Linked DNA regions of Homo sapiens: region 1 is linked to region 2. A link is an interaction called in ENCODE POLR2A ChIA-PET data of the cell type or tissue named here. Cell type or tissue: endothelial cell of umbilical vein. All regions are shown on one strand. Links, peaks and the distances in the headings refer to the core of each region. The heading gives the core; the rest is flanking DNA. Region 1 overlaps TRIM13 (tripartite motif containing 13). Region 2 has its middle 120 kb from the start of DLEU1-AS1.

The links. Peaks named below come from ENCODE experiments on the same cell type or tissue, not always from the same donor. Only the 100,000 strongest peaks of a DNase experiment are listed, where the experiment ranks them.
Region 1: POLR2A ChIA-PET joins it to region 2 with 5 read pairs; 2 of 35 experiments call an interaction of 5 or more read pairs at or near these places.

The regions. Positions count from the first base shown.
Region 1 is chr13:50,006,534-50,011,915 of GRCh38, reverse strand. All of the region lies in intron 1 of TRIM13 (tripartite motif containing 13), which reads right to left. All of the region lies in intron 10 of DLEU2 (deleted in lymphocytic leukemia 2), which reads left to right. Among named protein-coding and RNA genes, the nearest start is that of KCNRG, 6.2 kb to the left of the region's middle. In endothelial cell of umbilical vein, for the core only: no CTCF peak of the experiment used is centred there; no DNase peak of the experiment used is centred there.
Region 2 is chr13:50,648,137-50,653,518 of GRCh38, reverse strand. No RefSeq gene overlaps it. Among named protein-coding and RNA genes, the nearest start is that of DLEU1-AS1, 120 kb to the right of the region's middle. In endothelial cell of umbilical vein, for the core only: no CTCF peak of the experiment used is centred there; a DNase peak (open chromatin) is centred at 2,398.

The DNA.
Region 1 (5,382 bases), core at 155-5,154, 640 kb after region 2:
TTATTTTACTCCAATAACCGTCACCACTAGGACTATGTAATAATTAGAAGAAATCTGCCTTCACGTTAAAATGATTTTTCACTGAAATAACCAGCCAAACAAAGTAGTGAGAAATTTGGTAAGGGAATGCACACCAAAGCAAATTTAATCCACTGAGACTAGAACATGCTCCTTTAATAGTAGGGCATCCTATACACAAGGCCTTTGTGTGGGCTTTCCAACAACAGTCTTTGGCTAAGACAAGACTCAGGACTAGGACAACTGCAAGTTGAGCCAGCAGGACCCAAGCAATTGTTTTAAAACAGAGCTGACTACTGACAAAAACAAGGCTATTCAGTGTCTGTAACAGAATGAGCTCTTTACTCTGGGCCCACAAATATGAAATGGTATGTTATATAAAAGAAAGAAGCACAGAAATATAAATCCAAACATGTACTCTCATGTAGACTTTATTATGAATTGGCATATTTTTGTTTCAAAGGCAAGATTACAATTTTTAAAATCACAGGTAAAAGCACAAGATGAGAGTTGCAATTCACTCTTCTAGGTAGAGAACTAAATGAGGTTTTTTGTTGTTTTTAAACCACCAGAACAGTAACAGAAGCCATTTTGTATTATCTAGAATCATCAATTTTCACAATGTGGTGGGCAGAAACCTGGATGTCCCTCTTTCAGGGCATCTGTGAGATCAAAACTATTTTCGTAATGACACTAAGATGTTACTTGCTTTTTGCACCATGTCAACATTTGTACCAATGGTGTAAAAGCAATGGTGTGTAGACACTGCTGAAGCCTTAGGAGGGATCGAGCAAAGCTGTAAGAAGCGCTGAATTGTATTCTTCATCACCACCCAAATTGGGGTTGGAGTACCGGTTTCACTTAAGAATGTTCTTGATGCAGCAGTAAAAATTATTCATTTTATTAAGTCTTGAGCCTGTGTACAGTTTTTTAATATATTGCGTGACAAAATAGGCAGTACGCACAAAGCACTTCTGCATACCGGCAGATGTTGTCTGGAGAAAAAGCACTTAAGTGAAGAGCGGCAAGTTAAACCAGCTGCTTTTTTTCATGGAACACCATTTTTACCTTCTGAAAGAACAAATGATAAACTATGGCTATTCAGACTTAGCTACCTGACATTTTCTGGGGAAAAAAAATGAGCTTGCTACTTCAAAGAAAACAATTGACAGTATCTCTTGCTAATGAAAAGGCTGGGTTTTATGTAAAAATTAGAATTTTGGAAAACATTTGATATTTATGAGCCTGACAGCTTCCCATTAATTAAAGACTTTTATGATGAGATGGGCAGTGATATTAATGAATGTGAGGATTTTCTGAGGGGAAAGGAGTACTGTATAATGAAATGTGTCAATATTTGGAGATCTGCAAAACACAGTGAATACTATTTCAAGTCACTAATGCATGTTACAAATCAGGCATGGGTAAAAGATCCATTTGAAGTTCACGAAAGACCAACAGGTTCATAAACAATTTCAGATTCCATACTCCAACAAAGAAACTAGCACTTGCTGAGTTTTTGTATAGTATCACAAGAAGATTCAGGCTGGGAGCAGTGGCTCACGCCTGTAATCCTAACACTCTGGAAGGCTGCAGAGAGTGGACCGCTTGACCTCAGGAGTTCACGACCAGTACGGGCAACATAGCAAAACTCCACCTCTACAAAAAAAATACCAAAAAAATTAGCCAGCCATGGTGGCATGCGCCTGTAGTCCCAACTACTCGGGAGGCTGAGGTATGAGAATCCCTTGAGCCCAGGAGGCAGAGGCTGCAGTGAGCCGAGATAGCACCACTGCACTCCAGCCTGGGCAACAGAGAGAGACCTTGCCTCAGGAAAAAAAAAAAAAAAAAAAAAAAGATTAAATTACCTGAAAAGGCTATTTAAATAATATTCCTTCCTTTACCAACTACATATCTGTGTAAGCCTAGATTTTTGTGTATTTCCTTTTCTTTTCTTTTTTTCTTAAGAGATGGGGTGTCTCACTCTGTCACCCAAGCTGGAGTGCACTGGCATGATCATAGCTCACTGCAGCCTTGAAATACTGGGCTCAAGTGAGATCCTCCCAAGTAACTACAGACTGCAGGTGTGCACCACCATGCCTTGCTAATTTTTAGTTTTAGTGTTTTTTGTTGTTGTTGTTTTTTTTTTTTTTTTTTTTTTGAGACGGAGTCTGACTCTGTCACCCAGGCTGGAGTGCAGTGGTGCTATCTTGGCTCACTGCAACCTCCACCTCCCGAGTTCAAGTGATTCTCCTGCCTCAGCCTCCCAAGTAGCTGGGCCTACAGGCACATACCACCACACGCAGGTAATTTTTGTATTTTTAGTAGAAACGGGGTTTCACCACGTTGGCCAGGCTGGTCTTGAACTCCTGACCTCAGGTGATCCATCCGCCTCAGCCTCCCAAAGTGCTGGGATTACAGGCGTGAGCCACCGCGCCTGGCCGTGGATTTTTTTATAGACAGGGTCTCACTATGTTGCCCAGGCAGGTCTAGAAATCCAGCCCTCAGGCAATCGTCCCACCTCCACCTCCCAAAGTGCTGGAATTACAGGCATGAGCCACCACACCCAGCCTTCTTCGTTTATTTCAACCAAAATAATATATTCCAACAGGTTAAATACAGAAGCAGACAAAAGACTCCAGCTGTCTTCTATTAAATAGCCATTCATTACAGGCCTCTATTGCAATGCCATGCTTCTCTTAATTTTGTTTTGGAAAATAGTTATTTTCCTAAATTATTTGTTAACTTGTAATGGGTTTATCATTGTTATTTTACGTGAGTATTTTTTAAAAATTGTTTTAATTTCTAATAGAGTAAATATCGACAGTACAAACATAAAGTTCTTGGGATTCTCTTTTTTTTTTTTTTTTTTTTTTTGAGACAGCTTTTTCACCCAGGCTGGAGTACAGCAGTGCAATCTCAGTCCCCTGCAACTTCTGCCTCTTGGACTCAAGCCATCCTCCTGCCTCAACCTCCAAGTAGCTGGGACTACAGGCACGCACCATCACACTCAGCTAATTTTTTTTTTCTTTGTAGTTTTTTTTTGTAGAGATGAGGTCTCACCATATTGCCTAGGCTAGTCTCAAATTGCTGGGCTCAAGTGATCCTCCCACCTCAGACTGCCAAAACACTGAGATTACAGGCCAGGATTCTCAATTTTTAAGAGTGTAAAAGTGTCCTAAGACCAAAATATTTGAGATCCCTAATACAGGCAATACCATTTCTCAATGCAGGTTTATTATTTTTAATTCTTATTTTGAGAGACAGGGTCTTGCTCTGTTGTCCAGGCTGGACTACAGTGGCCTAATTATAGCTTACTGCAGCCTCAAACTTCTGGGCTCAAGCAATCCTCCTGCCTCAGATTCCTAAGTAGCTAAGACTACAGGCATGCACCACCACGCCTGGCTACTTTTTTTTTTGTAGAGACCAGGTCTTACTAGCTGGCCTCAAGCAATCCTCCTGCCTCAGCCTCGCAAAGCACTGAGATCACAGGTGTGAGCCACTGCATCAGGCCACAAGTTTATTTTAAATATACATTCATCTCTATAGTTGTAAAACCAAAGAGTACTACATATTTCTACATTCAGTTTACTCAGGGATATATGCACATATCACATTATCAACAATATCACATTATCAACAATAACATATGACTTAATCGGTAGGCCATCTATGATAAAAAGTGAATACTTGGCCGGGCACGGGTGGCTCATGCCTGTAATCCCAGCACTTTGGGAGGCCGAGGCAGGCGGATCACGAGGTCAGGAGATCAAGACCATCCTGGCTAACACAGTAAAACCCCGTCTCTACTAAAAATACAAAAAAATTAGCTGGGCGTGGTGGCAGGCACCTGTAGTTCCAGCTACTTGGGAGGCTGAGGCAGGAGAATGGTGTGACCCCAGGAGGCAGAGCTTGCAGTTAGCCGAGACAGCGCCACTGCACTCCAGCCTGGGCAACACAGCAATACTCTGTCTCAAAAAAAAAAAAGCGAATACTTTTTTAACAGTAATTTCAACAGCCATACATGACTGGACTATATCTAGAAGGTAAACAGTATTTAAAGGACAAGCTGAGCTTGCAGGGTTAATTAGTTTATGGCTTTTTTTTTTTTTTTTGAGACTAAGTCTCACTCTTGTCACCCAGGCTGGAGTGCAATGGTGTGATCTTGGCTCACTGCAACCTCCGCCTCCCGGGTTCAAGCAATTCTCCTGCCTCAGCCTCCAGAGTAGCTGGGATTTACAGGCACCTGCCACCACGCCCAGCTAATTTTTGTATTTTTAGTAGAAACGGGGTTTCACCATGTTGGCCAAGCTGGTCTCAAACTCCTGACCCCAGGCAATCCACCCGCCTCCCAAACTGCTGGGATTACAGGGGTGAGCCACCGTGCCTGGCGTTTTTTTTTTTTTTTTGAGACAGAGTCTCACTGTTGCCCAGGCTGGGGTGCAGTGGTGCAATCTCGGCTCACTGCAATCTCTGCTGCCCAGGTTCAAGCAATTCTCCTGCCTCAGCCTCCCGAGTAGCTGGGATTACAGGCACCGGCCACCACGCCCGGCTAATTTTGTTGTATTTTTAATAGACACGGGGTTTCACCATCTTGGACAGGCTGGTCTTGAACTCCTGACCTCATGATCCACCTGCCTCAGCCTCCCAAAGTGCTGGGATTATAGGCGTGAGCCACCACGCTGGGCCCTATTTTTTTGGGTTTTTTTTTTTTTGAGACAGAGTCTCACTTCGTCACCCAGGCTGGAGTGCAGTGGCACAATCTCGGCTCACTGCAACCTCTGCCTCCCGGGTTCAAGCGGTTCCTCTGCCTCAGCCTCCTGAGTAGCTGGGAACTACAGGCGCCCACCACCATGCCCAGCTAACTTTTGTATTTTTTGCTGGAGACAGGGTTTCACCATGTTGCCCAGGCTGGTCTCAACCTCCTGACCTCGGGTGATCCGCCCACCTCAGCCTCCCAGAGTGCTGGGATTACAGGTGTGAGCCACCACGCCCAGCCAGTTTATGGTTTTATAGTAGATTGTAAGATACATGTATTTATAATACATAACATAGGGAGAACTAAAGCAAAGATTATTCTGTCTCAAATTTAGTGTCATATTGCAAAAAAAGGTGTAATTAGCTGATTTTTCTGAAAAATCCTTTGTGATATGACAAATCATATAACCTCTGAAAAGCATTGGAAAGAGAATGGCTATAAAGACTCAACTTAGTTTGTCTTCTGAAAGAGATTACCACACAGCTGTAAGACACACAAACTTTCAGAACAATGAAGTCAAACTTTTGATGATCTGCCAACCCCAGTCCTGCTCCACACTTTTCACTTCCATTACTATCATCTTTTGCCTAAGAATTCTACACAAA
Region 2 (5,382 bases), core at 121-5,120:
AATGAGCCTGGAAAATATCTATACACCTATACACCTATACACACAGTTGTTTGAATAAAATGAAATAATTCGTGTTTTCCTGAAAGTGGAGTTTCTCTGGTCGGGAGAGGGATGCTGAAGTTGCCCCAGTCAACCTTTTCTTGCCCCCCTTCTCCTCTCTTCCCCATCTCCACTTCTTGTCCCCAAAGGGGACTCTGCAAAACCAGGTTTGGAAGCCCTTGTCCCAGACCTCCCCATGACTTATTTTTCTTGAAGACACTTCATGGACAATGAAATCATTTTTCTTTTCCCTTTGTTCAAATAGACACATAGCTTTGCTGTACCAAAGCAGCCCCCTGCCCCCCACCCCACACTCCATGTTCCAGAATAGTTTCCATTCAAGGAGCCTGAATTCTGTAGGTGGCCCCAGAAGCCAGGGGAGGGGAGAGGAGTAAAGCTGGAATATCAGCAGATTTTTAATCTTTCAAGACCCCCTTTTTTGTTGCTACAATATTTTCTTTTCTTCTTAAGGAAAATAATTCTTTAGTGAATAATTTTGGTCAATTTAAAAATAATTCTCAATATTACAAAAGAATTTGTGCTTATTGTAACTTAGTACAAATAAAGAATATGCCCACAAATTAAAATTTGGGTTTTAAAAACTTGCAAAAGTCTAGCTATTTTGGAGATATATAGAAGAAGCTGCAACTCCTTGTGGTCAAATATTGCTAATTAGAAGGTTCTGTGATGTTTCAGAAATATGAAAACTCTTATGCTTTGAAGACCATTGGCAGCAGAATAAATTAAAAAAAAACAGACAAAAACAAAACCTGGTAGGGTGGGAGTGGTGGGTGTCTACCTACACAAGGGCAGCCTGAGGCAAGAGGATCTAGCTCAAAAAATATGAAAGCTGAGAGCAGTTTTCCAGATTCTGCAACAATCTTCCCTGCATATTCCCTCCCGCAGCTCCCATCCTCCCTGGAAGCCTGCTGGGACCTGAAACCGTCCAGAGGGAAGGCTACCCCTGCCTAGCTCACTCTGGATGAGAGGGGACAGGGAAATGCCTCCATGGTCCCCATCCCATACTCTTACAATAACAGGTTGCACCAGCAGATCTCAGGAAGTGGAGGGAGTTTGGAACGAGTAAGTTATCACTACAAACAGTTAGAGTATACCAAAGTTTTTAGGTAACATATATAAAAACTCTGAGTGTAGATTCCAATAAGAGGACATCCCTATGATAACAGCTCTTTTGTTCACTAGCATTCTAATTCACTTTCCTGAGCAGGGGAGAAAGTGGTGGGCTTTCAGCTAGCACCTGCAGAATCAGACTTCACTCATGGTCTATTTTATTCATGCAGCAGCCTGCAGTCTTGGCCCGCAGGACTAAGTCACCCGGGGGCACCCCCCACCACATAAGGTTGAGAACTGCAAGGTGATGAGACACCCAGCTGCTGCCCTCTCTGCACACAGGGACTCTGCACTCTCTGAGGTTTTGCTCCCTCCACTTCCAGAGGCCACAAAGTGTTCACTAAGAAGTAGCAAAACCCGGAGAAAACTTGACCCTTTAACCCCATCATTGAATTCCCCTAGAGAATTTTAGTGGAAATTTAATAAGATTAAGCTGAGGTTCCAAAGGAAATTAGAGGTGTCCACATTCCCAAATGAGAATGTATATACCGCTTTGGGCAGCTCCTTGGCTCTGTTCCTGATCTATTTTTCTACTATTTTCATAATGGGAATAGTTCAACTTATTTGAATAAAGAAATTGTAGTATTTTATTTCTCTACTAGAGTATACATATTTAAAGTGTCTTACGGCCACTTTTTTTATAAAGCAAGTAATTGTGTTGTACATTGCCTTAACTATGAATTTGGTATTTCATGTATTTTATCAGCTTAAAGTAGGGTGTCTCTATGTTGTAATCCAGCCCATGAAATCTATGGTCTATTGAACATTTCATAAGAAATAAAATATTTGTGTCTTTTATTCAATGAGATGAGTGTGTCAGTGTCTTATATAAACACAGATTCTGAGAAAAGGATGAGGCTGAACAATAGAGATCTGAACTCCTACCCTGGCCTTTGTTCTGTGGCATAGGAGTGGCTGGGGGAAGTTCTCACGGGGGTAGATTCAGAGAGCTTTCTTCAGTAGCGTGCCTGCAGCTCAGATGTAAATCAATTTTAGGATAGAATCCTGCTTTTATTCTACAAAGACAGCTTTATCTCTGCACCAGTGCAGCTGTTTCCCTATGGTGGTCATGAAGGCTTCACAAAACACATGTGGAAGTCACCAGCTTGAATTTTGTCCTTCAGGGTGCAGTTCAGTCCTCTCAAGGCTTCTGAGCCCTGGGATGCACTCCTCAGGCAGGAAGGTCCATCACGAGGTAGTTTATTTAGTTAAGGGATCATGAGTCAGGAGACAGGGAAATTCAGAAACCAAAGTCAAAAGTGATTGCATGTAGAAGAGGAAACCAGCTGCACCTGGCAGCCTGCTATCAAGTCAGAAAGGGCTGTAATGGAAAACGGATGCGTTTATAGAAAGTCTACCTCCCTGTCCCTGCTGCCCTCCTCACAGGGAGTCAACGCATTAAGTTTGGCAGTTCTTGCAGCACTTGCCATGCCAGGGAGGTTATTAAAACTGAACTGAAATGGTTTCATAACTCAAACTGGAAACAAGAGTGAGGAAAATGCTAACACTAAAGTGACAGACCAGAACGAAATGGAGCTAGATCTGTAGGCTCTCTGGCTCAGGTTTCAGGAGGTTCCACGTGTTAAAACGGGCTGAAAAGTTAGTTAAATAAAACAAAGTGCCAAGCCAGACATTTAACACCCTTGAAAGGGGGCTGACCAACGAGAGTATTCTGTGATTCACGCTGTTTACTAAGCTTCACTTTCAGGAGTCTGAAAGCAAGATTAATTATAGCTACATGCCCTAAAATGCCTGTCACATGCAAGGGACACCCCCAACCCCAATCTGTTTTTCATTTATTTGAAGGACTTCAAGGCTATTTCTTGATTCTCAAGGATAACCCCTAAATAAAGCCCAGGTACCAAGACCGCAGATGGGAAAAGCAGATGCATCAATGCTTTCACCATCACAGGCTTGAAGGTGTAGGTCAAATCCTTTTTGGAAAGACATACTCATTGCAGAATAACACAATTTAAAACACTGAAACACTTACTAAAATTTTGGAGGCTCTGATGCTAGCAGAGTAGTTCAGGAGAGCCACCAAAGGACAAGGGGCAGAACTTGGTCTTCTTAGTGGTATTGTGCATGTCCAGAGAATGCCATTGCTGCAAAACATCTCTAACATCACAGAGAGGCTCTCAGTTGAGAAGCAGCACATGGCTTTCATCTTCAGAGACAAAGTGGAAGTTTCTAGGCCCACTGAAAAAGGTGGTTTCAGGCTTTACCTGCTGGTAAGACAAAATCATGCCAATGCAGCCCAGAGGAGAGGAAGGGCTGAGTCTGCAACACCAGTGGCCATGGCCAAAAATGGTGGTGAGAATTCTCATCATAAAGAAGACAGGGAACATCAGAGCCAATGGTCAAAAGCTAATGCTCTTTGTGGCTTCTTGGGATATTTCAGAGAGTATTTTTTGTTCATTTCAAAAATAAACATTTTCTATGTTCACTTTTTTCATAAACTTTTTGCTTTTTGTTTTCTCAGTCAGCAGTAAATCCTGGTGGCTTCACCTTCACAGATATGTCCAGATTGCAATATTTATCGCCACTACAACGGATAAAAACTGAGGTGTTTGAGCCATAGCGATTCCATCTTGAATAAGGGCTGGGTAAAATAAGGCTGAGACCTACTGGGCTGCATTCCCAGGAGGTCAGGCATTCTTAGTCACAGGATAAGATAGGAAATTGGTACAACTTACAGGTCACAAAGACCCTACTGATGAAACAGGAGGCAGTAAAGAAACGGGCCAAAACCCAATAAAAACAAGATGGTGATGAAAGTGACCTCTGGTCATCCTCACTGCTCATTATATGCTAGTTACAATGAATTAGCATGTTAAAAGACACTTCCATCAGCACGATGACAGCTTATAAATGCCATACCAACATCAGGAATTTACCCTATATGGTCTAAAAAGGGAAGAAACCCTCAGTTCCGGAATTACCCAACCCTTCCCCAGAAACCTCGTGAATAATCCACCCCTTGTTTAGCGTATAATCAAGAAATAACTATAAGTATACTCAGTTGAGCAGCCTAAGCCACTGCTCTGCCTATGGAGTAGCCATTCTTTATTCCTTTACTTTCCTAATAAACTTGCTTTACTTTATTCCTTTACTTTCCTAATAAACTTGCTTTCACTTTAATCTGTGGGCTTGCCCCAAATTCTTTCTTGCATGAGATTCAAGAACTCTCTCTTGGGGTATGGATTGGGACCCCTTTCCAGTAACACAACCCTATGGCAATGAAGCACATCAAGTCTTACTTGGATTATTGGAGCAGCCTCCTATCAGGAGAGCCTCCTATCCTGCACCCATCCTTGCCTCCCTGAGGTCAGTTCTCAAGGTTGCATCCACAGTGATCCATAACCTTGGTGAAGATCTGTTCAAAAATTCACTGATGCTGAGTTCTAATGTTCAACAGCAGAGTGGGGTGGCTATAATTAGCAACAACATATTGTATATTTCAAAGTAATTAGAAGACAGAACTTGAAATTTTCCTAACACATAGAAATGATAATCAGGGTGATGAATACCCCAAATACCCTGCCTTGATCATTACACACTCTATATATGTAACAAAATATCACATTTATCCCATAAATATGTAAAATATTATGTATATATGTGTATTAGTTTGTTTTCACACTGCTAATAAAGACATACCCAAGACTAGGCAATTTACAAAAGAAAAAGGTTTAATGGACTTACAGTTCCACGTAGCTAGCGAAGCCTCACAATCATGGCAGAAGGTGAAAGGCACTTCTTACATACCGGTGGCAAGAGAGAAAATGAGAACCAAATGAAAGGTGTTGCTCCTTATAAAACCATCAGGTCTCGTAAGGTTTATTCACTACTATGAGAACAGCATGGGAGAAACCGCCCCCATGATTCAATTATCTCCCACCAGGTCCCTCTCCCAACACATGGGAATTATGAGAGTACAATTCAACATGAGATTGGGTAGGGACACAGAACCAAACCATATCAGTATTATATAATTTTAATCCATGATTAGAATTCACAATGTATTTAATACATGGTAAAGGAGATTTGAAACTAACCCAGATATAATCTTGTTTTTAATCTCAACTCACCCTAAAACTGTGACATATTATTTGCAATACAAATGTACTAGTGAGGTCCCAGTGAACACATTCTGTGTGTTTCCCCACACTAACTCAGTTTACAAACAGTTACCAAGTCAGATATGACCCA